2 separate regions of the Mus musculus genome follow, and region 2 is linked to region 1. Evidence: chromatin loops called from intact Hi-C (ENCODE). Cell type or tissue: heart. All regions are shown on one strand. Each heading gives the region's core, and the rest is flanking DNA. Links, peaks and the distances in the headings are about the cores only. Region 1 holds the start of Jade2 (jade family PHD finger 2). Region 2 overlaps Gm39822 (a long non-coding RNA gene).

Region 1 (15,566 bases), core at 4,920-7,419:
TATCTTCCCGCAGTGCCACAGAGACCCTGACATATCTAAGTGGGAAGGACAATCATCCAGACCTCCGAGTGGACCTGCTTAACCCTCGACCTCAGTGAGGAGCCTTTTACCCACGGTCTCCCCCCCACTAGAATGGGAGGAGCTTAATGAGGCTGCTTGCTTGCTGCCTAGTGTTTCCTAAAGGGCAAAGAACTGAGAGAAACTTGGCAGTGCAAGCAACCCAAGAAGTAGGAACCTCACCTCTTATGAAGGTGCGTGGGGGGGGGGGGAGAGGCTCCTCTAGCACACAAGGACCCCATGAAACTCTCAGGACATCCCCCGGTAGCTATGCCAATTGTCTCTCTAACTTAAGAGTCTATGACATGAGGAAAAGGAGCCTCAGGGGCTAGGTGACAGAGTTTTATAACAACAGACTTAAAAGACCCAATCCCTGACCATCAGACTTCATGACCTCTTTGCAGCAGAGAGGAAGCCCAGAACCAAAACCATCACCCTCTGTGGCATCCAGGATCTGAGATAGGCCGACTTTGAAAAGAACTCTGGCCGTAGCCCACACCTGGCCCAACCTAGCTCTGTCACTGTGTGGCTGTAAGTTCGCCAATCCAATGTCTCCCACAATTCCCTGTTTCAACAACGAGAGCAACAGTACCTCCAAACCAGGATCTCCTGCAACACTAAGAGCTGGCTGGGGGCTAAAGGTAGAGCTCAGCAGTAGCCAGCCAAGTGCTCGGCATGCACAAGCCCCTGGGTGGGACCTCCATCGAGGAGGAGCAGGAGCCATGGATTTAGGAGTGCTGGGGGTCAAATCTTAGCCCCCAACACTCACAAGGCCAGAGGTGTTGGCCAAGAGTTACTTTTCCCCAGGAGGTAAACTGGATCTGACTTCCCCATACATCTCCAGAATTTAAAGTGCTGGCAACTGAGTCAGAATTTGAAGAACACCCTGAAAGGGCCAAACTAAACACATTTGTTGGCGGGAATCAGCTGGCGAGAGTGAATGAGTAAATGAGTGTGAAGACTGAAGCAGCTCACGGACGCTAGCTAGGAAATGCACGGCAGCCTTGATGCTAGCTAGTAAATGCACGGCAGCCTTGGGCCAGAACGGATAACCCTACAGAGGCCGGCCCCTTGGAAAGCACAGGCAGTGACTATAGCTGCCCACACCCTTCTTACACTGCTGAGTCCTTGCCCAAAAACCAACAGGTAACCTGTCAGCTGGTAGTCCTACACGCAGGCCCATCAATGAGCCTTGTGTGTGGCCCACTGGCGAGAGAAGGGTAGACAGCAAACAGGTGTGTGTGATGGAGCTGCTTAGTCTGCCTGGCTTCGGGTTTTCCTACTCTAATCCCCCCCCCCCCCCCCAGCTCTCCCAAGTCAAGTTTCTGCTCCGGCAGATGACTTCTGTGACACATGACACTCGCTTCTGAGGGACAAGAATCGGTCCTGTAATCCATCTGTAAAGGAGAGAGAGTCTAAGCAAGAAACGTCTTTTCTTGCCATTCTTCTGGCTCCACTGCATTTGCGATACCACCCCAGTATGGAAACACACAGGGAAGCTCTCCTTTGGACGATGGGTAACCAGCGTGCCCTGAATGGAACAGTGGCCCATGGGTTCTATGTCTCCTCTGCAAGTTCCGAACACACCCACTTTTCCCAACTCTACACTCATCCGACTGGTTCAAGCCCACCTCACCTCTCACCTGGGTCCATCTAAGTTCATTTCCTTCCTTTCACTACCTCCTTCACAGAATCCAAACTCCACACAGCACCCAAAGAGAACTTCCAAGCTTAAATCCTGCCTCACTCCCAACCCTGTAAACTCTTTCACAGGCTTCCAGCTGACCCAAGGCTGGATCTCCGTATCTCTACATATTCCTTCCTAAACCGATCTGGACCCTGCCTACGTAAAGTTCAGTGACGATCCCCTCCCTCACTACATTGAGGGACAGTGGCATCGCTCTTGCAACAGTGGGGACTGAACCTAGGACCTCTTACATATAAGGCAAGAACTCACCAACGAGCTACAGCCTCTGGCCTCTTTCTGTTTCCTCTTCCAAGCTAAAGGTTTTTCCTGCTTCCACAGACCTGGGCACAAGTTGTGCCAGCTGCCTGTGTGGGTTTTTGACCATTACCCTATTTAGAGAAATGAGCTGTCCCATCCCCGTTTACAGAGCGCACGCACGTCGGCGTGTTGAGCTACTTGCCAACTGTCCCTGTTGGGAAAGAGTAAAGAGCATGTCTGGCTAGATCCTTGTGTGAAGGCCAGGAACTCTCACACTGCACCCAGTATAGTGGGGAGTACTGAACACACTACGGGTTCCTCCCTCATGGAGTGTCAGGACCACACAGCCCAGCTGGCTGGCCTGCTACTGGCAGAAACTGACACCCTAGCCCAAGATTCCCTCCTGTTTGCACAGTCCTCCTTCCCAGTCTTGACCCTACACATTTTCCAGGCAGCTTTATGTGGTTGGGCTCCTGGCTAATGACCAATGTCAACTCAGTAATAGGGCAGCAATTTGGTGGCAGATGTTTTCTTGGCAGCACAGGCCACTGGCCTTAGCCACCCCCCCTCCCGCCCCCCACTAAAGTTCTGGCCCTGGAACACTACTGCCCAATGCCAGTCTCTTTTAAAGATGTCTCTGCAAATAAATTCAAATAAACACCCTGGGCCTCCATTAACGCCCTCCCAGCTGACCCTGGGAACAGTGGGTCTTTCAGGCCAGCTACTGCAGCCACTCCCTGGGGCAGTTAAAACACCCCAACCTGGCCTCCAGTCTCTCCTCTCCAGGGGCCACCAGACCTGCCCCCCCCCCCCACACACACACCAGGACTCCATCCTTCTTTAAAAAAAAAAAGAAGAAGAAGAAGAAGAAGGGGAGGGGGCCTTCAAGCAGGCAATTTACCATTCCAGACACAATCTCTCAGAGAGAAACAAAAACTCCCTGTCTGAGGCGGACTGCGAAGGCGTGTGTGTAATAAGATGCTAATACAATTTAATGATATTTCGGCTGGAAAACCTGTCCTCAGAGCCTCCTTGTGCAGGGAAGGCCAGACTTTCAGAAAACAAGAGCTTGCACACTCTTAAACTGTTTCAAACAGGGGTCAGAGCCCCACTCTTTCCCATCTCTCATTAGCTTTAATGCCTTCTCAGGGACAATAACTGCGGATACAAAAAATGATTCTGTGCACACAGGGCAAGAGGGCTGCTGTCTGTGACTGTCAACTCTACTTCTCCAAGCCTGAGAGGCGCTGGGATCTCTCTCCTGCCACTCCACTGCCTACCTTCATTGTCCCACCCAGGCCCCAGTTTCCAGTGCCTACAGGTGTCAATCATGCAGGCCAGTTCTACCACCCAACCAAGGAGAGCCGAGTGTGACAGGTTCTACCTAATTTACCTTTCAATACTTCCTCAACCTTACTCTTCTCCCCACAGGGCACATTTCAGTGGACCATTCCTAAGTCTAGCTGCCCACAGGCACCTGTTAGATGCTCATTTCTTCTTCGTAGAAGAGAAGCTGCCTTTCTGGCCTAGCCTGGGGCTAACAGATTAAAGGCCATCGTGCATATAATAACTGGCTTGCCTCGGTTCATTAACAGAGTGGTAACACTGTGCCGTGTGCTACCACTCACTTTAGGCTGCTGCTGCTTCTTCTTCTTCTTTTTTCCTTCTCTTTCCATTCATTATATTGCTAGAACCCAGGGCTTGGAATTGTTAGACAAGGGCTTGACCAGCTATATCCTTAGACCCAGGTTTAGTCTTTTAATACAATCTATTACTTCCTACGCTCACCTACAGATAGGGATTATTATCAATCCCACTGGCTGATAAGTAAACTAAGACCTCTGGTGCCTTTAACACAGCTGGAAACTACATTCAAACCTAGGCTGGCTGACTCCACGGTCAAAGGGCTCAAGACTGCAGGAAGGCTTACGGCACAGATGAAGTTTTCTAAATTCCAATGAGATTTCTGAGCGGAAGCTTAGAGGGCTGCCTAAAGCTCCAGAACCAACTTCCAGGAGGTGCCGAAGCTTTGAGCTAAGACCTGCCATTTAAGTGTCTAAGTGTCCCACTGCATGGGGGACATGACACGTCAAAGTTACCCCCACCCCCAACTCTATTCTGGCAACCTCTCATGCAACCCAAACACCCATCCGAGAGACCTGCAGACAGCCTGCTGTACATATACAGTGAAGCATTTGGCGGGGGCACTGAGGCAACCAACCACCTTCTAAGTCTAATAGAAACACTGGTTATAAATAACGGGAATATCCTGCCTGCAGCCCCAAACCTAGGGGAGTCAGTGTCTAAGGCTTACACTGAGATAATAAAGTACAATAGGGACCCGGGGACCCCCACATACAGAGTACCAATGAGAACCTAGCAGCTTAGATCTTTGACAGCCTCTTGGATAGGAGTCACCGGCCATTTACCCAGGCAATTTAGGGGAAAAGCACGCTGGATGGGAAAGCACTCTGGAAACATTTGCTGTATCCAGAGCCCAAACAACTCTGTCCTTAAACACTTCATCTCCAAGAGTGTTGGGGAGACCCTTGGCCAAACAGTTTCAAAGCCAACATTCACTGTTAAGTCCTGCTGCGTAGGGTGAGGACTCCCCTCTAAAAGGCATTTACTGTGGAACCAAATGCTTTCCCACTCAAAATAGCAGCCAACAGCTCTTGGAACAACCGAGGAGAGGGCTTCAGATCAAACACGACCCCCCCCCCCACACACACACCATGCAAACTTTCTCAATAAATTATTCGCCCACTTCGGATCAAAGCCTGCTTTTGCAGCCTGCGACCTAAAAAGCAAATAACATAGCCTAAACATAAAAGCTTATTCTTGACTAGGTCAGTTTTATTACTCATTCCTTCCCCCCTTTACAGTTCATTCTCTTATTTTCCTTGCCTGCTTAGTAGATTGCTCTGCGAGTCCTAACCCGCCCAAGGAAGATGGGACCGGAGGGCCTGGAGGGCTGGTGTGTTCGCCTGGGGCCCTAAGGGGGGGAAAAAGAAATCAGGCGAGGGGAAAAAGAAGTCAGCACCCTGGGAACCCAGGAAACAGGGCCAGGCTCGGTTGGCAAACCTCTGCCAGGATCTTCTGCCAAATGTCCTACTGGGAATTTTACCAGTGACAGGAGAGACAGTGCCACTCTGGGAGGAGAACCCAGCTCCCAAGCTCCGGTCTGTTTGCAAATATAAATGTTAAGGGAGCATCCTAACCTTCTTCCGGGCTCAGAACTCTTCATTTCTAAATGGGGGGCCCCGCCCCTCCCTAAGCCACATCTCTGAGAACAACCATAATCCCTCCCATTGACCTCTTGCAAACTGCCTCTGGGTAAAACTTTGTACCTCGGAATCCTGCAGATGAGGTGGGGGGGGGGGTGCTAGGGGCAAGGGTGAAGTTTGGAAATCTGCAGAGACCCGGGATAACCAGTGCAATGTACCCTCGGGCATAAAGACACCCGGCCCCCTTCCCCCGCCCCCCACCCAGCAGGAGGCCTGAGGCCAAGCTGTTTTTTTTTTTTTTTTTAAAAAGTGCACAGGCCGGCTGCAGCGGCTAAGTGGATTAGAAGAGGGTTGCGCGCCTCCAGCCTGCCCTTGGCGGCGGGCGACGGGCACGCAGGCTGGAGGCGCGCCGGCGTGATTCCGACCGCGGGAGCCGGGAGGAGGAGCCGGAGGTGGCTGCGGGGGGCTCCGGCCCAGGCGTAGGAAGGGCAAGAGGCGGTTCGGGCCGGGGGCGGTGCCAGGAGGTGGGTGGGCTTGACGCCCGGGGCGGGGGAGGGGTCTAGGGGACTCGGGGAAGGGCAACTGAGCCCGGGGTGGGGGCGGGGGTACTGAGCGGGGCAGAGGTGTGCAGAAGAGGGACCGGGCTGAGCTGGCTGGGCCTCTCTGGAAGGTAGAGGAAAGCCTCCAAGCCGGTTTTGCAGATGTCCTCACCCTCCGGCAGAAAAGCTACGAGTCTCCAAGCTGACCCAGGATCACCCCTTGCTCGGAGAAGGGGATGTCTCAGAGCCCAGGGATGGGCGGGAAGGGACCATGGGGAGCCACAAGTCTGCACCCAGGCGGGGAGTGGGCGAGCGAGAGCCGCTCCGCAGGCGCAGGCAAGTGGGTGGGAAGGAGGGAGGGAGAGGGAGGAAGGAGGTGAGCCGGGAAGATGCCACTGCCGGGGGCGGGGCGGGGCCGGGGATCCGGCAGAAGGACTGCAGCAATGTTTGGTGGGGGCGGGGGCTGCAATGTCACTCATTTTGGGGTCAGGTGCGTGTGTCCCAGGCAGGGCCCTCCACTTGTCTGCTGCTCTTAGGTACCACCCAGAGTTTTAGTAAGGGCGGAGGGAAGAGGGGGGAGCTGCAGAGTCGTCCCTGAAGCGGGACGCGAACCAGCAGAGTTGGGAGAAGGTAAACAAGGGCCACGCCCCCTGCCGTCGCCCCGCGAGCGCGCACCCGCCGCTCCGGCCGTCGCCGGTACATTTCCACTCTCGCGGTGCCTCTCCCCCACCGGACTCCCGCGCAGCACCGGAGAGCTGCTGTCCACTACCCCAGTATGCACCCTGGCTGCCTGGACTGCGCACCCAGCACTCACCTGGGAACGTTGTCCCCCGCCCCTTAAGAAGAAAAAAAAAAAAAACTAATTTGTGCAATGCCTCTGAACCCAAGAACCGAGCATGCTGCCCCCGCGTGCAGCTCCCTCGTGCACCCAGCCTGGAAAGGGGGCGCAGGGCGGAGGCGGTGGCCCCCGGAAGGTGTCTAGGACTGGACCGGCTGCACGTGAGCCCAGTGCGGGGTCATGTGCATCGGCTCAGCCCGGTTCGGCACCCGGACGTGCTGCGTATCAACAAAATGAAACTCGGGAGACAGAAGGGCAGATAGCTCCAGGTTTCCCGTGCCCCGGTGCCCGCCACTCAGCCTCCCCACCCCGCACCCCGGTAGCGCCGCAGCCCCTCGGGCCGGCCGGAGCCCGCGAGGCAAGTTGCAGCCCCAGCGCCCCCACCCGCCCGCGCCCCCTCGCCGGCCCAGGGGCGCTTTGCCGCAGTCATTAATAAAGAAGGTCGCCAGGCTCACCCTTCCAAAAGTTGTTGCATGCGCCCCTCTCAGCCTCCCCGCACTGTACTCTTTAAAACACGGCTGACCAACATGCGCAATCTCTCTCCCCAGTGCTGTGCGTCCCCCCCCCCCACCCCCCGCGCTGGCTTCCTAGAACAGGCAGCCAGCGAGAGAGGGAGCGAGCGAGCAAGAGAGAGGGAGCGAGGAGCACTGGCAGATCTGTTGAAAAAAAAAAAAAGCCCACAAAATAATGCCGTGGAGATGCGCAGGGCCCATCCGCTGGGGGCTGGCTCTTACCTTGCTCCGCGGTGCCCTCCCGAGGGGCGCTGCCCTCGGCTACGCGCGGCGGCGGGGGCCGGCGCGGGAAGGATGCTCCCGAAGCCAGGAGCTCCTGGGGCCGGCGCGGGAGGGCGGGGGGCGCGCATCCATCCGGGGTCGTGGCGAGGGAGGCGACCGGGCCGCGGCGCCCCCCAAGCCCCGCACCCCTGCTGGGAAGATGGTCAGCCCTCCAGCTCAGAGCTGGTGCCACTAGGAGTGGGCGCAAAGTAACTCCATGGACGCTACTCACCCCCCAAAAAAATAGCCTCCAACTGCGATGGCCGCGGTCGGCACCATTCACCAACCCCCTGTGTATGTTTCTGTTTCTTTTTAAACCAAGACTTCCTTGTGATCTCTTTAGAGGGGGAAAAAATGTGTTGGGGTGGGGGTGGGGTGGGGTGGGGGCGGGCAAGAAGAGAGGGAGGGGGAGTAGCCACTTTTTTCTAATTCACTCGGATCTCCGCTCCCGGCACCCCCCTGTCGTGTTCCCCCCCCCCTTCCCAGTTGTTTGGCTCCGGCGACAGTCCCAGGTAGCGTTGCGGCCCCCCCGGGGGGGTGCCCTACACGGTCACCCGCCCGCCTGCACGCGGGCCCGGACTCCTCGTGGACTCCGGGGCGCCCCCAACCCGCCCTGTCCCCAGGGCCGGGCCCGAGCGCCGGCTGAGCCCGTGCAAGTCCCATCAGGTCGGCTCACACTTCACACACTCACACACATACCCCGCCCCTCCACTCGCTCACTCACACTTTCTGCTCACACCCCGCCCCCTTCGCGCCCCAGACCCAGGCGGAGCCCCCCACAACCTTTAAAAAAAAAAAAAAGCAAGCTTATACTTAAAAAAATCTTTTGGCGCCATATTAATGACGTACTTAAAATTTGCCATTTCTCCCTGCGTCAAAAAGACGTTTCTTTGCAAATAACAGCTTGGAGGCGACACTCGCGGAGGAAACGAGGCTTGCACGGAGTACCCAGCTCGCCCGCCCCACCCCCAGGGACTCTGGTGCTGGAAGACCCTCGCCCTCCGCCCGGTTTCGGAATCACTGGTTTTAAAATCGAAATCGAATAAATCGCGTGGCGTTTTTTGCAGCGCCAGAAGTGAGCAGAAAGTGCTGGCAGGAGTGCAGGGGAGGGGCGCGCAAGGGGCTGGGGGAGGGGGCGCGGTCCTCCTCCCCCACCCACACCAAATGCAAACTAGCATCCTAGGCAGGGAAAGTTGAAATTGTGGGCGACCTCCGGAAGAGAGGGGCTGTCCTTAAGGGGAGGGGGTCCCTTCTTGGGCTTGTTGCCCCCTCCCCCTCGCGGGTGCCTCCTGGCGCCTGGTGCTGCCCTGCATTTCCGGAGGGGGGGTGAGGCGCACTGTGATGGGTGGGTGGCTAGCAGGGTGGCAACATGTCCTAGCCTCAGGAGGAGTTTGCCCCGGGGTACCCCCTTCCTTCTGCCTCGTGCATCTTATAGCCGCAAAGGGTTAAAAACCGAGGGGCAACTTCCCAGGGCTGGTACTTGGCAGAGAAGCGGGGCGCCCCTCTCCCCACCCTCTCGTTCTCGCCCCTCCTCCTCCGACTCCACTTCCCGACTTGACCTTGTGGTGCACAAACAGTGCTCTCCAATCCTCGCAGTTTCTGGAAGAAGAGCCTGCGCTCGCCAGGCGGGCGGGCTGTCGGGCGGCTAGCCGGCAGTGGCGGAGCCTTGGGTCGGTTCCCTGAGCTGCGGGCCACACCCACCCAACCCGCTGTGCCTGGGGAGCTCACCTTCTCTCTAGGAAGGAAAAGGGCAGGCCTCCTGGAGGGGTAGGCACGTGGGGGGCAACCTTTTGCCTCCTGGGAATGCTCCAGCTGGGGAGGTTGGCTAGCTTTGGACTGAGGTTTGGGGAAGCCTGGCCCTGCAACCCTAAGGCATCTCTCATCTCCAGCATCCCTAAGGCATCTCTTCTCACCCTTGCCAATGTATTCTACCCCTTCCAAGATAATCCAATGATTTCCCCCCCAACTCACCTTTGTTTTTGAAGGCAGGTGGATGAGTTTCAAATCCCTTTCCCTTTCCAAGACTGAAGTTTGTTTATTTTTCCTTTCCCCTCCACCCCCAAACCCCCTTGCATGCAAAGATAAATATTCAATTTACATAAGATGACATTTATGTGACAATTAAGAAGATTCCCCGACGGAATGTTGTGAACACATTTGCTTATAGGAGAAATAAATCTAATAATGAACAAACTCAAAACAGCTCAGATCCTCTGACAGGGAGATTGTCTCTGCAACAAAGAGGGACATGAGGAACCAAGAGCTTTCTGCAGCAGGAGAACTCAAGGAAGCCACCAGCAGAACTTCTCTTCTTTGGCCTTCATTCACAAAGTCTAAAAGAGGCCTGTCTGGCAAGAGGAAGGGCTGGCTCATCAGCACCTCACAGTTAGCCCTAACTCTGGTTCTCAGAGGTCCACTGAGAAGATTTTCCCAGGCCAAGGTCAATGTCTGCTAACACGTGTTGGAGGCTGGGAGTGCCCAACCGAGAGGTTAATGGCTTCTAATCCTGGCTTTTCTGCTCAGAAGGCTGTGTGAGGCAGATCAGTGAATACATCTCTCTGGATCTGTTTTCACCTTGGTGAGCAGAAGATTACAGAGACCACATGAGCACACGCATACCCATGTATGTGAATATGTAAATTTACATTCCCTCTAAGTAAGGCAGGACCAGGCTAAGAGTGCAGCTCACGTGAGTGCTTTGCTCATGTCTTCTTTCTTATAAACTCTTTTCTTCCCCAATTATTTTAATGATGTGTAGTTGTATGTGCACCTATTTTTAATTATGTGTCTGCACATGGGCAGATAGGGATGCAGGCAGGTGAGGCAGGCCAGAGGCATGGGATGCTTTCTGTAGCTGGGGTTACAGATGCTTGTGAGCCACCTAATGTGTATGATTGAGACCTGAACTCAGGTCCTTTGGGAGTGCAGCAAGTGTTCCTAACTACCGAGCCCCATCGCTAGCCCCTGCCTTTTCTTTTTGCTGTTGTTGCTTATGATTGAACCCACGTTAGGCAAGAACAAGAGGACAATGCTGTCTCTCAGCCTTTCCCTTGAGGATACATACAAGAACTCCAGTGTGGACAGAAAGAGGACTAGGAAAGGAACTGGTCAGAAACAGTGGTCAAGGTCCCGATAACTGTCAGCCATGAATCCGGCATGAAGGTAGAGACACAATACACAGAGGCAGAGTCTAAAGTGACCCACAGATTTGGTCTTTGGCCTGGGGGATGGGGTGGGATGTCTGTGCAGGAGAGGACAGGACAAGCTGTTTGCCTTGGCCATTGGGAGCCCATGAACTGGAATGGAAAAATGTCTTGTCAAGGAACCGTAAAATGACCTAGAGAGATGATGAGGGAAGGAATACCTCCTGCGCATGTGTTTCCTTCTGTGCCCCGTGTGCAAGCTGGTCCACTTCATTCCCACAAAAGCCCATTAGCCTCTTGAGAAAAGCCTTAGAAACTCGATAGTTTCTAAGGCCCGCAGTGGTGAGGGGACACCTAAGTGCAGGTGACCTTGGCACTGGTGTCATTACCCTTTGCTTTTACTACACGCCGGAGAAAAGTCATGCTATTACCTAGTCACATTATGATTGATCTCTGCGAGAACAGCAGCTCTATTTAGTCCTTGACATAGTTTTCTAACTGGGGGCCAAACCAGGGCCCCTAAACAGTCCTTAGGAAATGCCACTGGCTTAGAACCCAAATCCCCTTCAGTCCTTGGATTCCGTAGAGCTTTGTGTTACTGTCCAAGGCTAACGTTGGACCTGCTAACAAAATAACAGTGAGACTGATTTTAATTCATTATGTACATAGCTTAATTAAACAAATAGGAAATCTGTCTAGCCAGCCATCATGGTTCACACCTATAATCTCAGAACTTGGGAAGCTGAGACAGGAGGATTGCCAAGAGTTAAAAGCTAGCCTGGGCTACACAGAGAATTCAACTTAACCAAGACATAACAGGTTGAACGGAATAGCCTGCCCCACCTCTCAGCAAAAAAAAAAAAAAAAAGAGAGAGAGAGAGAGAGAAAGGGAGGAAGAAAAATTTTAATTGTGTTCTAGTTTTAGTTATGTGTATGTGTGTGCCTGTGTGTGGATATCTGTGTGAATGCAAGGTACCTGTGGAGACCAGAAGAGGGCATGAGAAACTCTAGAGCTGAAATTATAGGCTCTGTCAGCTACTTGACCTGAATTCTAGGAACAAAACTCCTGTCCCCTGCAAGAGCAATCTCTCCAGCCCTGAAAATAAACAAACAAACAGACAAGTAAACAAATAATCAATTGTGAGCCAAGACTAGCCTCAAACTCACTGTGTAACCCAGGCTACCCTCAAATTCTCTGCAATCCCAAATGCTGGGATTACAGATATGTGTTGGTGTGTTTGAAGATAATTAAGTGCTACAGTGAAAAGTTCAATTGCAAATCACAACAGTATAAGGTACAATTTTAATTTTTTTTAGATTTTTTTTTCTTTTTCTCTTTTTTCGAGACAGGGTTTCTCTGTGTAGCCCTGACTGTCCTGGAACTCACTCTGTAGACCAGGCTGGCCTCGAACTCAGAAATCTGCCTGCCTCTGCCTCCCGAGTGCTGGGATTAAAGGCATGGGCCACCACTACCCGACTTAGATTTATTTTTATTTTATGTTTATGGATGTCTTGTGTGCATGTATGTCTGTGTTTTGTGTATGTGCAGTGCCTGCAGAGGCCAGAAGACGGCATCATATCTAAGGGGTACAGTTTTAAATCTGATGATCTGAGAAGATGCCAAGTGAGTGTGTGTGTGTGTGTGTGTGTGTGTGTGTGTGTGTGTGTGTGTGTAGAGGGTGCGTTATGAACCAAAGCTTCTTAACCTGGAGTTTAGGGGTACTCACCTCCATAAGTCTGTGGGTAGAATTCAGGGGCCTTGACTTTTGATGGGCGAAACGGTCACATCTTCATTTCCATCAGTAAAATGCAGCATGTTCTTCAATTATAAATAAGGACAATAAATCTTCGATATTAAGTGCACCTGTGACATGGTTCCTGGTAGGAATCACAGGTATTTTACAACCATTACAGTTGTTACTAATACCCTAGAATGCCATTACACATCACTACTTCAAATTATGCTGCACTTGTAATTTAATAAAGCACACATATTAGTGTGTTACACATTTTGAAAATATCTTGAGAGTTGCATTTCAGTAAAATTAGATTTCTTTGTAATTCATAGAACTTACTTCAAGGGCTTCAGTATGGTGGCTCACACCAACTCTCTTACCACCTACGGGGGGATGGGGGGGCTGGTGGAGGAGAGCCAGGAGTTCAAGGTCATCCTGGCAAATTTGAGGTCAGCCTAGGCTGCCTAAGGTTCTAGATTCAACTCTCAGCATTGCAAAAATATTAAAGATCTTACACTCAAGAGGAATCCATAGGTATCAGAGTACTTGAATACATGGCACAAACAAAGTTAAGAGGCTAGCAGGTATGTGCTCTTGGCAGAGTGTGCCATCTGTAAAGGGTGAGACTTTGTAGGGCTCTGTGGGACCTTGTAAAGAATTTGGCTTTTGCTGAGTGACATGGGGGTGGGGGTGGGGTGAATGGAGAGTGCCGTGATCCAACACTAGATTTTACAGGTCACTAGGCTGTCACATGGAGAACAGACTGCACACTCAAGACCCAAGCAGGAAGAGCATTTAGGATGGAGGATGCTACTACCATGAACCTGAGTAGTTGCCGTGAGGATGGGTGTTTTGGGCGGGTTCTGTATGTATTGTAACAGAATTTGCTGATTCTGTTAAAGAAAGAGAAGCGTTAAGAAAATTAGAAGGCCTGGTGAGATGGTGTAGCGGGTACAGCCAATCCTCACTGCCCAAGCTTAATTTCCCAAATATTCTTGGTGGAGAGAGAGAATAAACTCCTGCATGCTGTCCTCCAACTTCCACGTGAAGCTGCGGCACGTGCAGGCCCATGCAAACCCACACATGCCCACAAACATACAAATAAATAAATACAAGTAAAATGTTTGTGTTAAATAAGGCACAGCTACCAGAATTTCGTCTTAAGCCAATGGGAAGATGGAGTTGCCATCACTTAAAACGAAGAAATGGAAGGAGGGGGCTTGAGGAGGGGAGGGGGCTTCTCTTTGGACATGTTACGTCTGAGGTGCCTGTTGAGCATCCACCTTTAGACCTCTCACAGGCAGCTAGACATGGCAGCTTCAACTTGGGCAAAGTGGGGCTGATGGATGCTATTTAAAGTTGTGGGGCTTTCTGAGAACATCATAGAAGTGTAGAAGAAGGCATACGGGTGATACCCTTGGGCACTGAATAAGATCTGGAAGAGAAGCCCGCAACAAAGGTATCATTAAGAAAGAGAGAAAGAAGGGGCTGAGGGTGTGGTTCAGTTGGTAGACTGCATGCCGGGCACACACAAAGCCCTGGATTCAATCCCTGGCCTCCAATAAACCAGAGTGCTGCTGAGTACCCGCTGTGATGCTGAGGTGGAGATGGAGAAACAGAAGTTCTGGGTCATCTTCAGCTACATACAGAGTTTGAGGACAGCCTGGGCTACATGAGACCCTGACTCAGAAATAAAATAAATCTAGAAAGTAAACCATTTAAGAAGCATCCAGAGAGCTGGAAGAAAGGTGTGAAGCAGCCCCAAACTGCTGAAGGATCACAGGATGTTTTATTGTGAAACTGGGCATAGTGGTTCAGGCCTTTAACTCCAGTGACTCTGCATGGCTGAGGCCAGCCTGACCTGTGTAGGGAGTTTCAGCCAGGCATGGTGTCGCACGCCTTTAATTCCAGCATTGGGGGCACAGAGGCAGGCAGATCTCTGAGTGTGAGGTCAGCTGTTCTATTCAGAGCGTTCCAGAAGAGCCAGGGCTGCACAGAGAAACCCTGCCTTGACAAACAAAACATAGAAAGATTTTAAGGTTCAGAAACATGGCGGTGCCTGGTGACCTTGACAACAGTAGAGAGAAGCAAGCAAAAAATTGACTGGGAGGGAGCATGGGGGATTTTTGGAATAACATTTGAAATGTAAATGAAGAAAATACCTAATTAAAAATATATTTAAAAAATTGACTGGGATCAAGAAAGAGGAGCAAGGGCTGCTAGGCATGGCTGAAAGAATGTCAAGAGGACCAGAAGCTCAGTTAGCCTCTAGTATAGAAAGTTCAAGGGTTAATAAGACTGCCTCAAAAACAACAACAACAACAACAAGACAGGTGCAGATTTCAACAGCCTGGGCTTGATCTCTACTGTACATACAGAGAAAAAGAGACAGACAGACATAGTCCTACCTGATGCCCACAGGTTTCAATAAGCAGGTTTAAAGCAAGGCCGGGGGTCTAGGAATCTACATCCTCAACAGTCACTTTGTTCTTTCAGGTTGTTTGTTTGTTTGTTTGTTTTTTGAGGCAGGGTTTCTCTGTGTAACCCTGGCTGTCCTGGAACTCCTCTGTAGACCAGGTTGGCCTCGAACTCAGAAATCTGCCCGCCTCTGCCTCCCAAGTGCTGGGATTAAAGACATGTGCCAGCACTGCTCAGCAGTTCTTTCAGTTTTTTTGCGCTACAGTCTTAACACTATAGTCCAGGTTGACTCAGAATTTACTCTGTAGCCCAAGACATCCTTGAATTTACAGTAATCCTCCTGCCTCAGTCTCAGGTACAAGGATTATAGGTTCAAATCACCATGCTTGCTTTAGTACATCAGTATTATTTTCTTTTTTCACTTTAGTTTATTATTTACATATTTATTTATTTATTTATTTATTTATTTATTTATTTTGGTGTTTTGGGACAAGATTTCTCTGTGTAGCTCTGGATGTCTTGAACTTGCTTTGTAGGGCAGGCTGGCCTCAAACTCACAGAGATCCACCTGCCTCTGTCTTCCAAGTGCTGGGATTAAAGACATGCACCATCACCGTGATACCGTGATGGCTGTTGTTGTTGTTGTTGTTATTATTATTATTATTATCATCATCATTATCATTATTATTATTATTGATAGAGAATCTTGAGTAGCCCATGATGGCCTTGAACTTGAACTTGAAGCTGAGGATGACCCTGAACTTTATTTTTCTATGACTTGACCTTCAATGTCTGATCCTCCTGCCTTTGCAGTGCCTGGGATTACAAGTATGTACATCCACAGAGGACTGTGTACTGAGTCCAGAGTAGCATACATGCTAGCCTGAGCT
Region 2 (15,566 bases), core at 7,104-9,603, 60 kb after region 1:
ATGATATCCCATTTAGATTGTAAATCAAACATTAAAAGCAAACCAGCACACTGGATCTCTTATGAGGCCAGTTTTAGTGATTATTTTTTGTAGCATAATTATATAAATTTTCCATGTTAACTACACCTTTGTTTCCTTCCTCTCCTCCCCACCCGCAGGGCCTTGTGCTCCTCCCTGAAGTTTCTGAACCTTGGATGGTGGCGTTTGATACCCATGACCCAGTGCAGCCGAGCTCTCCATGTTACTTATTCTTTAACCATTTTTGAGCCTTTGCATTAACCCAGTGCTGGACCCTGCATGCTACAATGCTGAGCGGCTGGCAAGCTGTGCTCACCGGTGCAATCATGGTGTGATGGTTTTGGAGAGCCGTGAGAAGCTGACTTCTGGCACATGTGGCTGCTGCATGTGTCAGGGCACAGCAGCTGAGATTACCTGACCAAGATCAAGCCAGTCCCAGTCCCAGGGTGGGGGAGCAGAAGAGAGGCCCCATCTGTACTGGAAGAACTATCCACAGTTGATGGCTGCCAAAGAAGGAAGAGTTCCCCTCCAGTGGGGACATAGTTGAGAGTAGCCTGTGTGTGATGCCTCCGTGGATGGCCATATACCCATGTATATATAGGCAGCACTAACTGGATTCATCAGGTTAATAATAGCAATAAAAGGGAAAGGACACGGAGTTGGGAAGGAGATGAGTGGGAGCTAGAAGAGGTAGTGGTGGATGGATACAACCAGTACCCACTATACTGTGTGACTGTATGATGCTTTTAAAGAACAGGAAATACTTAGCTGGGTAAGGTGGTACACACTTTTCTTTGATCCCAGCATTCAGGAGTCAGAGGCAAGAGTATCTCTGTGAGTCCAGGCCAGAGAAGGCTACATAGTGGGACTCTGTTTAAAAAATAATTTAAGAGGGCTGCAGAGATAGCTCAGATGTTGTGAGCACTTGCTGTTCTGGCAGAGGACCTGAGTTTGGGTCCCAGCATCCATGTTTGTGCCTCTTACAGTGCATCCAGCTCCAGGGGATGCTGTACCCTCCGGGCCTCTGTGGGTGCCTGCATACACATGTGCACACACACACATATACATAAGTAAAGTATATAAATTTACAAACAGGATTTAATGTTGAGATCACAGTGCTTTCTAAGTCGATTCATGGGTTCATTGCAATCGTATCAAGTTTCAACGTCTCATGCTTTTTATTTCAAAACTGACTCAAAGCTCCAGCAACCAGGCCCATGCAGTCCTGGGCACAAGGCTTAGACACAAAGATCAATGAAATAAGAGGCTCCAGAAAGGATCCCCAGTCAGCTTCTTGCAATGTTGGATCAGAGTTCTCTAGAGAAACAGAACTGATAGTCTAAGTCAAAGGCATGGTCAGGTGTCGCTTCAACCCTTCCCTGGGGGAGCAGAGACCAAGGTGCACCCCTCCTCCTCAGGTCCCAATGAGAGGGGGGCACATAGGTTCATATGTTTGAATACTTGATCCTCATTTGCAGAACTGTTTGGGGAAGGTTAGGAGGTGTGGCCTTGTTAGAGGAGGTGTGTCACAGGGTGGGGTAAGGGTACTTTGAGATTTCAAAAGTCTATTATAACTATTCCCAGTTATCTGGCCCCTGCCTTTCTCTCTATCTGCAACTTTTGGATTGGATGTGAGCTCCAAGCTACGGCTCCAGCAGGGTGCCTGCCCTCCTGTGGTCACGATCCTCCCCCAACCCCCATGATGGTCACAGACTTACCCACCCTCTGAGACTCTATGTCCCCAATAAACTCTTCTAAAAGTTGACCTGGTCCTGTTATTTTTATCCTCACAATAAAAAAGCAACTAAGACAGGTCTCAGTGACAAACTAAGACCTGATTCTCTCAAAGTTCACTCTAGGGAATCAAGGTGTTTTGTGTGCTTCTTTACCAAGCATAGGTGAGGGCTTATTTCCAGGGACGTGGGAACAGGCATGGAAAGACTTTACCCAGGAGGGATGAGGGCTCCCCATAGCCACAGAGATGGAGTCCACTCCCCAAGTCTTCCCTGCCCGTATTCTCTAGTCCCTCACAATTAAGACAGAATTCCATTCAATACATGGCAGGGAGTGTCTAGACACTCAGGTGAGGGTCTTGTGACCCTCCCCAGCCCTCAGTAAACAGTCAACGAGTCCAATTAAGGTAACTAATCCTTTTACTGCTGAACTCACAAGATGGAGGTTACTCGGCTCAAGGATAGTCATGCACAATGACCGACTTACTCAATGCTGCCTGCATGTTGGCTGCACAGAACACAAGGCTGGAGGCCTCAGTGGTCTCAGTTTGGTACTGAAGGCCTTGGATTCCTGCAGAGAACTCAGTCCATTTGGAAAGATAGAGAAGATGGGTCCTGATGTTAGCGAAGGACAGCAGCAGCAACAACAGTGTAGATGCTTTCACCAGCAAAGAGCAAACGTACGCAGGCAATGGCAATGCTGCTTTCCACTCATACTCCTGTATATTTGGGGTGCCACCAACTGAAGGTCCCCACTTTTAGGAGTGTCTCTCTTTCAGTTAGTCCTTCCCGGAAGTACCCTCTCATATCCACCCAGAGGAGAATTTCTTAGCTGATTCCAGATCCAATCAAGGTGACAGTCAAGATTAACCATAATGGTTTTGATGTGATTGCTCTGGTGTTTCCTTTTTAGAATAAGAGGGTTGAAATCTGTTGTTTTATTTATAGGAGCCCACAGTTAAGAGACTTTTAACTTTTAAAGCATTGGAATTTTTGTTCCATATCAACTTGCACATGTGTGTGTACCCATATACATACAAATACACATGGTATTCACACACACACACACACACACACACACACACACACACACACACTGAACCAAACCAAAACAACAAGAAGGGCATCAGGACCTGGAGGGATGGCTCAGTGGTTAAGAACACCAGAAGCTCTTCCATAGAGGACCTAGTTTCAAGTCCCAGCACTCACAAGACAGCTTACAAACATCCATAACTCCAGTTTCAGAGGATCTGACACCTTCTTTTGGCCTCTGAGGGTACCTGGAACACACATGGTGCACAGACAAACATGCAGGCAAAATACTCACACTTAAATAAAATAATTTGAAATTAAAAATGAAGATATAAGACAACCAGAAAATGCTTACAAAGTGTATCTGTGTAAGAGAGTCGTATGGAAGACTAAGCTGGTTGCTTGTATTCATATTCCCAGCATGTGGTAGGCTATGGTAGGATGATGGCCTCAAGTTTGAGGCCAGCTTGGGCTAAAGAGATGCTGACATTTCTCCAAAGAAGATGTAAAAATAACTAATGAGATGCTGGACAGTGGTGGTGCATGCCTTTAATCCCAGCCCTTGGGAGGCAGAGGCAGGTGGATTTCTGAGTTTGAGGCCAGCCTGGTCTACAGAGTGAGTTCCAGGACAGCCAGGGCTACACAGAGAAACCTTGTCTTGAGAAAAGAAAGAAAGAAAGAAAGAAAGAAAGAAAGAAAGAAAGAAAGAAGAAAGAAAGAAAGGAAGAAAAAAGAAAGAAAGAAAGAAAGAAGGAAGGAAGGAAGGAAGGAAGGAAGGAAGGAAAGAAAGAGAGAGAGAGAGAAAAGAAAAGAAAAAGTAGCTAATGAGGTGTGGAGATATAGGTTGGTGGTAGACTTCTCGGCTAGCAATATGGGAGGTCTGGATTCAACTCCCTGCACCCATGATAGTGAGCACACAAAATATCATTAATCATCAGGGAAATGAGCTATGACTCCATCCACAATGACGCTGCACTCAACAGGCCAGACAGCAACAAGTGTTGGCAGTTATGTGGAGAAATTAGAACCCTCCCTCACAGCTGCAGAAATGTAATGTGCTCTCGCTGCACTGGAAAGCAATTAACAGAGGTTAACCACAAACAGTTAACCCTGAGTTCCTGTATGATCCTGCAGTTCTCCCAGGCACATATTAAAGGGAAGTGAAAATATGTCCACCCAACAATTCACCCATGGGTGTTCACAGCAACAGTACTGACAATGTCCAAAAAGTATAAGAATTCCAAATGTCCATGAACCGATGAATAGAAAAATAAAATGTGGTATATCTACACAATAGAATAGAAATATTATTTGGCCATGAAAAAGGGTGAGTATTTTTCTTTTTCTTTTCAAAACCATCTTCTGAGATAGTGTCTTACTATGTAGTCCAGGTTGGCACACTGACAAACATACACTCATAAAAATAATTTTAGAAAATTTTACTTAAAAATTTTTTAAAAGATTTACTTTGGTGATGGAGAGATGGCTTAGAGTACCTGAGACTACTTGTTGCCCAAGAGGACTTGGATTCAATTCCCAGCACCCACATGGTAGCTCACAATTACCTATAACTCCAGTTCCAAAGAATCCAAATCCTGTTACAGATGGTTGTGAGCCTCCTAGTGTGCTCATAACCACTGAGCCAACTGTCTGGCCCTCTGCGCTGTTATTTTAAAAAGCAACCATGCCAGGTGAGGTGGTATATGTCTTTAATCCCAGCACTTGAGGCAGAGACAAGAGTATCCTTCCAAGTTTCAGACCAATGCAGTCTATACAGTCTGTTCCAGGTCAGCTAGAGCAAGATAATGATATCCTCTCTCATAAAACCAGAAACCACCACAAGAAGGCAATTGAGCCAGGTCTCTTGTGACGTCAGTCAAAGCTACCATGGGCTGATGGGAAGCTGCAGGCAAGCAAGAAAGGAAGGCACAGAGAAAGAGAGAGCATCCTGGAGGCTGTGCTAGCCATGGAGGCTGAGGAGAATGAATGAAAGCAGAGCTGTTTATTCTGCCATGAGAGACACTGTGGCATTCCTCAGTTTATCTCATCAGCCCTTTTCCCTGACACTGGCCAGTCACCTGCCACTGAAATGGAGCCACCTGAAAAAAACCACATCCATCCTGGCCTGGACCCTTTCCCTCATGATGTCCACTCCCACTAACCCCTTTCTTCTTAACGCCAGGAAGCATTGCCAGATTGAAGTGTGTGGATTCCAAGAGCAACTTTCAGGTTTGGTAGGGGTGAAGGGAGCACACACTGCTTTTTGAAGCCGTTGTGGGGGAGGGGACCTAGCAAAATGGCAGCCCATTTTCCTCATGCCCCTTACTACTTTCCTCTAGTTGCTATGACAACATACCTACAGAAGTAACCTAAGAAAGGAAGAATTTATTTCCGCTCACAGTTTGAGGGGGTATGTCTATGATGGAGGAGGAATATGCAAGGCCACATTGTATCCAAAGGCAGACCACAGGAAAAGATGCCTGCCAGAGCCTCCCTTCCTTTCTCCATCTTTACTCTTTATCCAGCCATGATAGAGTGGGGTGTGTGTGTGTGTGTGTATTTTTCTATTACCAGGAGAAAAAAACACATCTAAGGCAACTTACAAAAGATAGCATTTAAGTTGGAGGTTCACAGTTCTAGGGGGTTATAGCCCATGGCTACCATGGTGGAGAGCATGGCAGCAGACATGTAGGCATGGTGCTGGAGCAGTAGCTGAGGGCTTACATCAGATCCACAAGCATGAGTCAGAGAGAGCGAGAGGCCTACTGGGAATGATGGAGGCTTTTGAAACCTCAAAGCCCACTCCCAGTGACATACCTCCTCCAACAAGGCCACACCTCCTAATCCTTCCCAAACATTTCCACCAACTGCAGTGGGTGGGGGTCAAGCACTCACATACGTGGGCTTATGGGCACCATTCTTATTCCAAACATCCCAGTTGACCTTTTCTCATCAGTTAAACCCTCCTAGAAATTGCCTCAAAGATCTACCCAAGGGTATTCCAAATCCAGTCATGTTGAGAATGAAGACTGACCAAGACCGCCTTCCCATATACACACACTTACTACCTGCTAAAGTTTCCATTCTACAGCCCCTTCCCTGGTGCTCTGGGCACTACCAGAAGCCCCAAGAGATGCTTCAGGGGTAACTTAAGTCTTCACTCTCTTTTCTCTGCAGCTTGTCTAGACACCCTCTGCCGCCCCCCAAGCAGAGGCACAGGTCCTAGTGGTGTCACCCTATCTCATCAAGGAACCCCTGGGCAATGTACCCCCAGCTGCCTTACTGAAGTGAAGAGAGCTTGACATCAGAGGTCAGCCTTGGCCCATGCTTTTCATGGATTTACATGTGAAGCCTTGCCGGGCCTAGCTTAGGCTATGTCTTGGTAGAAGAATCAACTCTATATACAGCCTCAAGCCACACCCCCTGCCATAGTCTACAACCTCAGATTAGTATGTATCTACCAAGACCACTGGTTCTGCAACATGCAGAAAACTGAGAGCCTTGGATGCTGAATTGGTGACTGGAGCTGAGAAGGAAACTGATGGGGGTGTAGGACCTAGAACTTTTCCAAGTCTGTCAAACTCTTTGTTTGTTTGTTTGTTTGTTTAAGGGTCTCGTGTAGCCCACGTTGACCTCAAATTCACTAGGTAGCCAAAGCTGCCCTTCGACTCCTGATCCTCCTGCCTCTGCTTCCCATGTGCTGGAATCACAGCCATCCTATCACCTACCAGTCTCATTCTTAGCATTCTATTCTTTGTCCCGGCTTTGCCCAGGCTGACACACCTTGGAGGAGGTAGCCGTTGAGTCTGGCTTTCTCAGTGCCTGTGAGTATAGACTCACTCATTCCATCTGGGCCAGAGCCAGCAAGTAAGGCACGTTTACAAATCGGGACTCAAACAAGTTCTAAGGGATTGGGGATTGGGGGTGGGATGGAGAGAGGAGGCTATTTTGTGCTTTTCTGAGGCTGTGACAAAATATCAACCCAAAACAACTTGTCCAGCAAAGAGATTATTTCATCTTACATTTTACAGTCCACCATCAAAGAAAACCAAGATAGGAACTTGGAGAAAGCAACAGAAGCAGAGATCATCGAGGTCTGCTGCTTAGTAGTTGCTTCCCACCTGGCTCGCTCAGCTACTTTTCTTATATAAAACATAGGCCCACCTGCATAGGGATGACACCGCCCACAGTGGGCTGGGCCCTTCCACATTAATTAGTAATCATGAAAATGCTCCACAGGCATGTCCATAGGCCATTCTGATGGAGGCTATTCCTCAATTGAGAATCCCTTTTCCCACAAAAGTGCAGGTTGTCTTAAGGTAACAAAAACAAACTCGAAAAAGGGTCTTCTACATTCAATTCTCTCCTAGAGGACAAAGAGGTTAAAGACTCTGAGAAAGTCAGTAGTAAATGGCCTGTTGGTGTGGGTCATTAGTTTTGTTTTAATTTTATTCATTTATTTATTTTAAGATACTCTCACTGGGTTTCCCTGGCTGGACTGAAACCCTCTATGTAGTCCAGGCTGTCCTTGAACTCACAGAGATTTATTTGCCCCTGCCTCCCATATCATTCTCTGACTAGTTTTGTTTTTGAGACAGAATCAATAGCTAGTGCTGGCCTCAAACTCCCCACATAGTAGGATATAGCTCAGTAATAGGTTTGAACTTCTGACCCTGAGCCTCTGCCTCCCAGATGTTGAGATTGCTGGCTTGAGTCACTGTGCCCATTTTATGCACTGCTGGAATTGAACCCAGGTTCTCCTGCCTTAAGTGTCCTAACAACTGAGGTACATCCCCAGCTATAGATCATTTATCTGTAGAATCCCCTAGCAGTCATCCTCACTGTAAAGTCCTGGGGTTACCCCTGGAGACTTTGGTCACCCTCCCTTCTCCTCCCCCTGAGGGTAGGGTGGGCGTGGGTGGGTGGTGGACAGACACTCCTGTCCTCATTTGAGGATATAAGTTGTCCTGCCCACTGCGGCCTCCACCTGCTGGGGGTACTGAGATCTTTAAATAACCACCAGGGACTCCCCCCTTCTCACACTGTAGCTTGAGTCACCCCAAAAGCTTTCCTTTCCCCCAACATCCCTCTCCAGGGCTTCCTCTCCCATCTGAGTTGCCTCTCTGAGGTCATGGGCACCGCAGACCACATTTGGCAAGAACCTACAGGGAGTGGGACCGCTTCTTGAAGAGCTCTCTCAGAACTGGTGACCCATTGGTCAGCTTCTCTAGCTAGGACTCTACCTCGAACAGAGGAAAGAAACAGGAGACTGAAGGTGGGGACGGGGGTGTGGCGACAACCCAGCACTGGCGTCTGGGAAAAACGAAGAACCTAAGCTGCCTGGATCCCTGAACTTTTTACTCTGTAAATGACAGATGAATGACGTTTCTTATGGAGAAGCCCCTCCCATCTCACCTCCCGCGGTGCTCAATCCCATTCCCCAGAAGGGAACTGGCTATTTCCCAAAACTCAGACACATCCTGGCTGGAGCTGGCTGTGGGCCTGGCACCCCCGGGCAGCTGGGCAGGGCGGGGTGTCCTGGAGAGCCACGGATGGGCCTCACACCCAGGCTGGGCCAGGACACCCAGTCCTTGGCTGAGGCCCAAACCGGCTCTGTTTACAGAATCTGTCAGCCTGGTTCCCCTCCCCCATCCACCACTTCCCCTGGAGTCCTGGGGGCTGGGAGAGGACAGGCGGGGCCAGTGGGAGCCCTAGCCGCCGGCCTCCCCATGAAGGCTCTGATATTCATCTGTTCCTAGCATCCTTTCTTCTGGCGTCCTTCTCTAAGCCTGGAGCAGCACTTCCAACTCTGAGGCAGGTGCATTTCAAGGGGGTTCGGTAGAGACAGAGCTTGCCCCCGAGGGAAGCTGAGATAAGAGGTGCAGAGATAGGCTCGGTGCCCAGCGGTGCCAGGGAGATTCCCAAGGGCTTCCTGGAATTCTCTCTAGACAGAGGAGAATGAGGCTTTCTGCTTCCTCCACACCCCAAACCCGTGGGCCCCTCGGAGCATTTCCAGAATTCCTGGAGGCACCTAGAGCAAAGTGGATTAGCCTGGAGGGTAGATTCGGGACTTTCAGGTCTACGAAGTCCAGTGACGAGGATACCAGGCGAGCCTACATGGTGACTCAGCTCCCGCCAGCAGCAAGGAAGCTCTGCGTCGGAGAGCACCGGGTTGGGGGGGTGGGGGTGGGGATGGGAGGTTGTCTGGACGCCCCGCCCCCTCTGCTCCGGGAAGGCCAGCCCACCACGCCCAGCTTCTCAAACGAACAGCAATTCCCAAGGGTTTTCTTCCTTCTGTGTGAAGTTACTGACAAAAGGCTGGTACTTGCGGAGAACTCTCTGTGATAACTTACCTTCCTTTAGAGATAAGGAAACTGAGGCACAGAGAGTCCAAACTACTGAGTGGCTGGACTGTAGTTTCGAAGCAAAACATCTTTGTCCCAAGTGACACTATGCTAGGTGATAGGGGGTGACCCCCAATGTTATCTTCCTAAAACAGGAACCTGGAGATGCCCGGGGCCTAGGGGCTAACTCTGTTTAAAAATGTGTTATTTTTGACCAGGGTGGTGGCGCTCGCCTTTTATTCCAGCTTTCGGGAAGCAGAGGCAGGTTGATCTCTGAGTTTTAGGCCAGTCTGGTCTACAGGGCAAGTCCCAGGATAATCAGAGCAACATTGAGAAACTCCCTCTCTCTCTCTTTCTCTCTCTCTCTCTCTCTCTCTCTCTCTCTCTCTCTCTCTCTAAAAAAAAAAATCAAAGCTGCAGGAGTGCTTTCTCTAGTCCATTTGCTGACAGCCTGCCTTGGTGTCAGAAGTGCCCCATTCTTGAGTTTCCTCATAGCCTTCTCTATGTTTACAGATTAATCTTTGAGACCTAAGATCTTCTTGTTCAGCAATAGGCCCAGACCCTTAGCTCTTACAGGGGCGGGGTCAAGACTAGGGCAGTGCCACAGAAAGGTAGTGTTAGTCTAGACCTTTCATCCCAGCGCTCTGTAGGTAGAAGCAGGTGAGTATTAGGCTAGCCTGGTCTACATAGTGAGGGGGGAGAGAGAGAGGGTCAGAGAAAGAGACAGAGAAAGAGAAAGACACACAGAGAGACAAGAGAGAGAGACACAGAGAAAGACACACACACACACACACACACAGAGACACAGAGAGAGACAGAGAGAGAGAGAGAGAGAGACTAATTTCCAAATGTTCAAAAAGCAAAATCCAGTGGAGTAGCAGGGCATGGTGGCACACACCTTTAATTCTAGCACTTGGAGGCTGAGGCAGGCAGATCTTTGTGAGTTCAAGGCCAGCCTGGTCTACATAGAGAACTCCAGGCCAACTGAAGCTACACAGTAAGACCCTGTTTTAAAACAAAACAAACAACAAACCACACAAAAGGCACCAATGGGATGAACAGTGTCCCAGGGAAGAAGTGACTCAGAGGGCAGAGAGGAGATGCCCTCTCAGGCCCAGCCCCCTGTGCTATCAGCCAAGCAGTGTCTGCTTGAAAGTGAAGGCTGGTTCTGACAGCTGCAGAGATGGAAACTTTCCCAGACTCTCCCACTTCCATCCCCTTTGACCCCTTTCTGCTAAGCCCTGTGATCTTAATGTCTAGAGACCCACAGGATAGGCGGAAAGAGAGCCACTCCTCATCTCTGCCATGCATCCCTGCCTCAGTGTGTCCCTTGGTCTCAGTGACCCGTATTTGCAGATCTGAGAGGCTCTGAGTCATGGGAAACTCTGAGGAGGGGAGGGAAAAGGAAATGGTGAGATGGGACCCTACTCTGTGGTGGAGACGGTTTGACCTGGCCCTGTCTAAGATAAAAGGACCTCTCAGAAAATCATGACCTTAGGCAAAAATCACTTTAATCTCCCAGGGCCTCTGCAAAATGAGAGAATTCCAATACCAGACATCCTTCCAGGAAAGGCTGATGGTTGTAGCACTGAGTGACTCTTCTGACCAAGCATATGAGGGTGGGTGCCCTCCAGCTGGCCCAGCTTTGTAGGCAAACTGTCTTCTTCTCAGTTGATTCTGGAAGAAGTCAGTCCCCAAGACCAGGAAGAGGAGAGAAGAGAGCAGGGAATTTGAGCAGGGAGTCCATGGGATGGGTTTCCTGTACTGGGAATGGCTCAGGAAACCTGTGTCCTAAAGACAGATGATGCTAAATCCAACTTCCTTGTGCCAGGCATGGCCCTGGGGCTTTCCAATGGGTGTCTCTGTAGGCCTGTTCTATGCAGATCACGGTTTAACCTCCAGGCTACACTCACACACACACACACACACACACACACACACACACACACACACACACACCGACAGTTGTCTTGCAGGCTAGGGTAAGATGACCAGGTTCATTGTGAGGAAGGTCTCAGGGCATCATCCTTCCCTCCAATTTCAGCTGACGTCATAGGCCAGAGCAACTCTACCCAACAGGCTGGCGCTGGACCTTGTACAGAGAGACCAGCATCTGTAAGTGCTGGGATGGAGGCTCCAAATGGTAGAAGTCTTGAGAGTGCACTGTTGGAGGGACTTTGCATAGCAAAAGCAAATTGGAAGAATTTGGAATAGCCCCCACCCTTATTGTCAAGAAGGGATCTCAGACATGCTGTGACCTGGAGCCAGACCCAGTTCCATAAAGTTTTAGAGTTGGGAAACTGAGACTGCCCAAAGTGTTAGAAGATTCTAGAAGACCCAAAGGACTCCTCCAGTCCCTCATTGGCTACTTTGCTGTCAAAATGTGACCTTAGCCAACTCTGGATGGAGGTGACACATGTCTCTCCATTGTGGAATCTCAGTTCACAGAACTGATCAACTCATGGGAGTATAAGTTAGAAGCCTTGTCACCTGTCACCTCCTCTAATCCTTGTTGAGTCAGTCAGTCAGTCAATCAGTCAGTCTGTCTGTGTCTGTCTGTCTGTCTGTCTGTCTGCCTGCCTGCCTGTCTGTTGTCCATCCATCTATCATCATCATTATTATTTTGTACAGAATTGATGTGCCTCAGCCTGGCTTCAAACTCACTAATGGTTGAGAATGACCTTGTATTTCCAATCCTCCGGCCTCCACCTCCTCAGTGCTAAGACTTAAGTCATATGCCTGGTTTTTGCTGGGGACCAAAGCCAAGGTCCTGTGCATGCTAGACAGTGCTGGACTCTACCAGCTGAGCTGCAGCCCCAGCTCCTGTCATCGTCCTGTCGCTGGGCTTACAGGGACACACCACCTTTGTCTTTCTTTGGAAACAAATTGCTCCCGACTCCGGCGAATCATAATTCCCTCCGAAGAGCAATCTTGAGAATGTCAAGGGGAAATTATTGAATTATCCCAGTTGGCAGAGAAACCTAATTTATAGCAAAGCATTTCTCTTGAAGTTTTAATAGATTTTTTTTCCCTCCGATGGATTTTAATGCTCAATTGTTTCCCGGGCTTGGAAATTTCGTTTGAAGCACTAACATCACTTTGCAGTTCTTGATTTATTACCAGCTCCTGGCTTCTGAGTCTAATAGGAAACCCAACAGTCTATTTCCCTTAAACGTGAGAGAGGCCTTCAGCCTCTGATCAGCCTGTCTCTAGCTCATTAAGGCCAAGAGACCTGTCTGAACCCTCCCTTGGATCTGGGGGGAGTTTCCCTCCTTGAGAAGTTTGGTGGAATTGAACCTCAAGACCATTTCTGTATAAGTGCCACTGGGCAGTGATACCCTTAGTGGTCATGTACCCGGCTAACCTACTAGTGATATCCTTATTGGTCATTTCCATAGCTAACCCACTAGCCCTTCCTTGTGCCTGCTCCCTTCTTCCAAGCCAATCAACAGGTCTGCTGTACAAAGAAGAGAAAACAGGTGTCACATGAAATACAGGATGACATGGCTGAGTGGCAGTGCCCCTGCTTGGACCAGTGACAGCTCAGCCTCCTGTCAGCAAAGGAACGTTTGTATTGACGTCTTTGGAGTTTGGTGAAGTGAACCGTTTGGAAATAGCATGGGGAACAACATGGTAAAGAAACTGACTGGAGGTCTCTGTTTATGGGTCTCCTATGGAAAGATCTGGAGGCCCTGTAGAATCCTCCTTGAGAAGTGGATAGCATGCTGGACCCTCAGCTGCCTTCTTTCATTTATTTAAAAAAAAATTTTTAGCAATAAATACCACTTAAGACCACTAGGATATGTAACATAAATATTTAAAAGATTTTCTTATTTTATTTTGCATGGATGGGTGTTTTGTTTGAATGGATATACCACAGGCAAGGCCTATGGAAGTTAGAAGAAGGTGTCCGAGTTATAGGGGATTGTGAGCTGCCATGTGGGTGCAGAGAACTGAACCCAGGTCTCCTTCAAGAGCAGCCAGTGCTCTTTACTTCTGAGCCATCTCTCCAGCTCTGGACGCACATCTAGCTACCTTCTGAGTGACAGATGAGCACTGCTGTGTTTGCAAAGGACAGGGAGCTTTGAAATGGTCGACAACAGAAATATCTGGGAATAAAGCTGACTTCTTCAGTACTCTTGGAATCATGACACCATTTTTACAGAGGAGGCAACTAAGGTTCTGAAATGAGTTTGGGGGACCCACACAGCTTTGGCAAAAGGTCAAAGGGAGACTGAGAGCCAAGGTCTTGGTCCTTGTGTGTGTGTGTGTGTGGGGGGGTGTTTCTCAGTGTGTAAGAGGTTCTCCCAGGCCCTGGCTAGTTTGACTCTACAGGGCTCAGCAAAAGTCAAGTTTTACGATGAGAACGATATCCCTCAGGCTCCAAAGGACACTACTTGTCACCCAATAACTGCAGGTTCTGGGAACTCCTTCCTGGGGATCTCTTGTTTTTTGAGGGCCTCCATTTCTCTGTGGGCCACCTTTCTTCCTGGCCTTCCTCCACCCAGCAACTGGAGCCTAGGTCACCTGATTCCGTTTACTCTCTGGCAGACAGTGACTGGTACCACACGTGGCTGTGAGCCAGGCCCTGGAAAGCTGAGTGCGCAGGGCACAGAGGTTTCTGTCTTTTTGAAGAAAGTGGAGAAGGGAACTTGAGTAGGCTAGTCATAAGATCCTGCTTCCTGGGGACGGGAGCTCATGAGAAGGCACGACTGGGAAATTTCCTACTGAGTGCTGGGTAGCAGACATTAGAACAGGGGCCAATGCAATTGGTATTTTCCAAGGGGCAAAGTGGTCACCATATATCAGAAAGCCACTTATAGAACCCCAAGTACATATAAAGTCAATCTTAGGACTTAAGGATGCGGCTTAGTTGGTAGAGGGCCTGTTAGCATGTATGCAACCCTGGGTTTGATCCTCAGTAGCTCATAAATAGAGCATGATGGCACATCCTGTAATCTACGCATTCAGGAAGTGAAAGCAGGAGGAAGTTCAAGGCCATTCTTAGGTCATCCTTGCTTTATAGCAACTTTAAGGTCAGCCTGGAATACATGAGACCCTGTCAAACAATGGAAAACAAGAAAAAGAAAAATGGGGCTGGTGAGATGGCTCAGCGGGTAAGAGCACTGACTGTTCTTTCAAAGATCCTGAGTTCAAATCCCACCAACCACATGGTGGCTCACAACCATCCATAGGAGATCTGATGCCCTCTTCTAGTGTGTCTGAAGACAGCTACAGTGTACTTACATATGATAAATAAATAAATTTAAAAAAAAAAGAAAAAGAAAAATGAAAAATAAGGTCAATTTGGTAAGGCTGAGAGCTTTAAGAGTTCCAATTGGTCAGAGGAGGTGCTATTTCCTTGTCATGGGTTGACCTCTAGTTTCTAACCCAAGTTTAGAAGTCCCCACCCCCACCCCTGACATGAGAGACCCTGCTGACTAGCCATTCTTACTGTCCCTGGGGCTTGGGGTCCTTGCCAGGATTTCTGAAAGCTTGCCCTGGGGCAAGTAGTTTCCCAGGGCTTGTGTCTGGCACGAGGATCACAGCCTCTGCTTCCTGCCTCCCACCTCTGGAAGAATCAGAGGAAGCGCCTCACCTATTGAGCCTATGGTGGGGACTCAGGAGAGGCTTCTGATGTGGAGCAGTCTCCAGAGGTGGGATGGAGGACCTGTACAGACCTGAAGTGCCTGGAGCAGGAAGCTTCTGTGCTGACTCCTCCAACCCACACACCCTGGCACAGGCTGTCTGGGTCTGAGTATGTTGGGCACCAGGAGTTGGCTCGCTTAAAAGTGGTCATGCAAGAGGTATGCTTGCCATTCAGGCCCTTGGCCCCTGCCCATCTCTCATCCCATGGTTTCCTCAGCACTGGGCAGACAAGGCAGTATGCAACAGAGCTCCAATTATAGCAGGAAGTTTTTCTCAGAGCTTTCCTTCCTTTTGTTTTGTTTGAATCTCGTGTAGCACAGGCTGGCTTCAAACCCCCTATGTAGCCAAGGGTGACCTGGAACTTCTGATTCTTCCTTGTACGGTGTGTGTGTGTGTGTGTGTGTGTGTGTGGCACATGCCATGAGTGTATGCCGAGACCAGAGAGCATTGTGCGTCCTCCCTGTGGTTCTCCATCATATTGCCTTTGAACTAGGAGCTATTATTCAGCTAGCTGGCAGCCAGTACGTCCCAGAGACCATCCATCCTGTCTCTGCCTTTCCTCTCTACCTAGGGTGCAAAGCTCAGCTTTCTGTATGGATGCTGGGGATCCAAGCTCAGCATGGAGGTCCACATGCCTGTGCAGGAATCACTCTCACCTCGGACTCTCATATTTTTCTTTTTTAAAAGATCTGTGTGTGTATGTATGTATGTATGTATGTATGTATGTGTGTGTGTGCATGTATGTGTATATGTATGTATTATGTATGTATGTATGCAAAGTATACAGGGT

Evidence for each region. Peaks named below come from ENCODE experiments on the same cell type or tissue, not always from the same donor. Only the 100,000 strongest peaks of a DNase experiment are listed, where the experiment ranks them.
Region 2: it touches region 1 in a loop (6-fold over the local background); 13 of 42 quality-filtered maps call a loop at or near these places.

What each region holds. Positions count from the first base shown.
Region 1 is chr11:51,849,971-51,865,536 of GRCm38, forward strand. It overlaps Jade2 (jade family PHD finger 2), which reads right to left and starts at 7,698. Exons shown (of 13, transcript NM_001357588.2): 1 at 7,341-7,698; 2 at 4,910-4,997. The coding sequence starts at 7,468. Gm30110 (a long non-coding RNA gene) reads left to right here and starts at 5,476. Exons shown (of 2, transcript XR_388628.2): 1 at 5,476-5,753; 2 at 5,951-6,627. Gm39820 (a long non-coding RNA gene) reads right to left here. Exons shown (of 3, transcript XR_879830.3): 3 at 12,338-12,400. In heart, for the core only: CTCF peaks have their summits at 5,588, 6,416 and 7,236; DNase peaks (open chromatin) are centred at 5,761, 5,881, 7,021, 7,171 and 2 weaker places; H3K4me3 peaks cover 2,494 bases; H3K27ac peaks cover 2,258 bases.
Region 2 is chr11:51,907,842-51,923,407 of GRCm38, forward strand. Gm39822 (a long non-coding RNA gene) reads left to right here. Exons shown (of 3, transcript XR_879835.2): 3 at 159-1,783. Among named protein-coding and RNA genes, the nearest start is that of Gm39822, 18 kb to the left of the region's middle. In heart, for the core only: no CTCF peak of the experiment used is centred there; DNase peaks (open chromatin) are centred at 8,370 and 8,910; H3K4me3 peaks cover 1,818 bases; H3K27ac peaks cover 2,036 bases.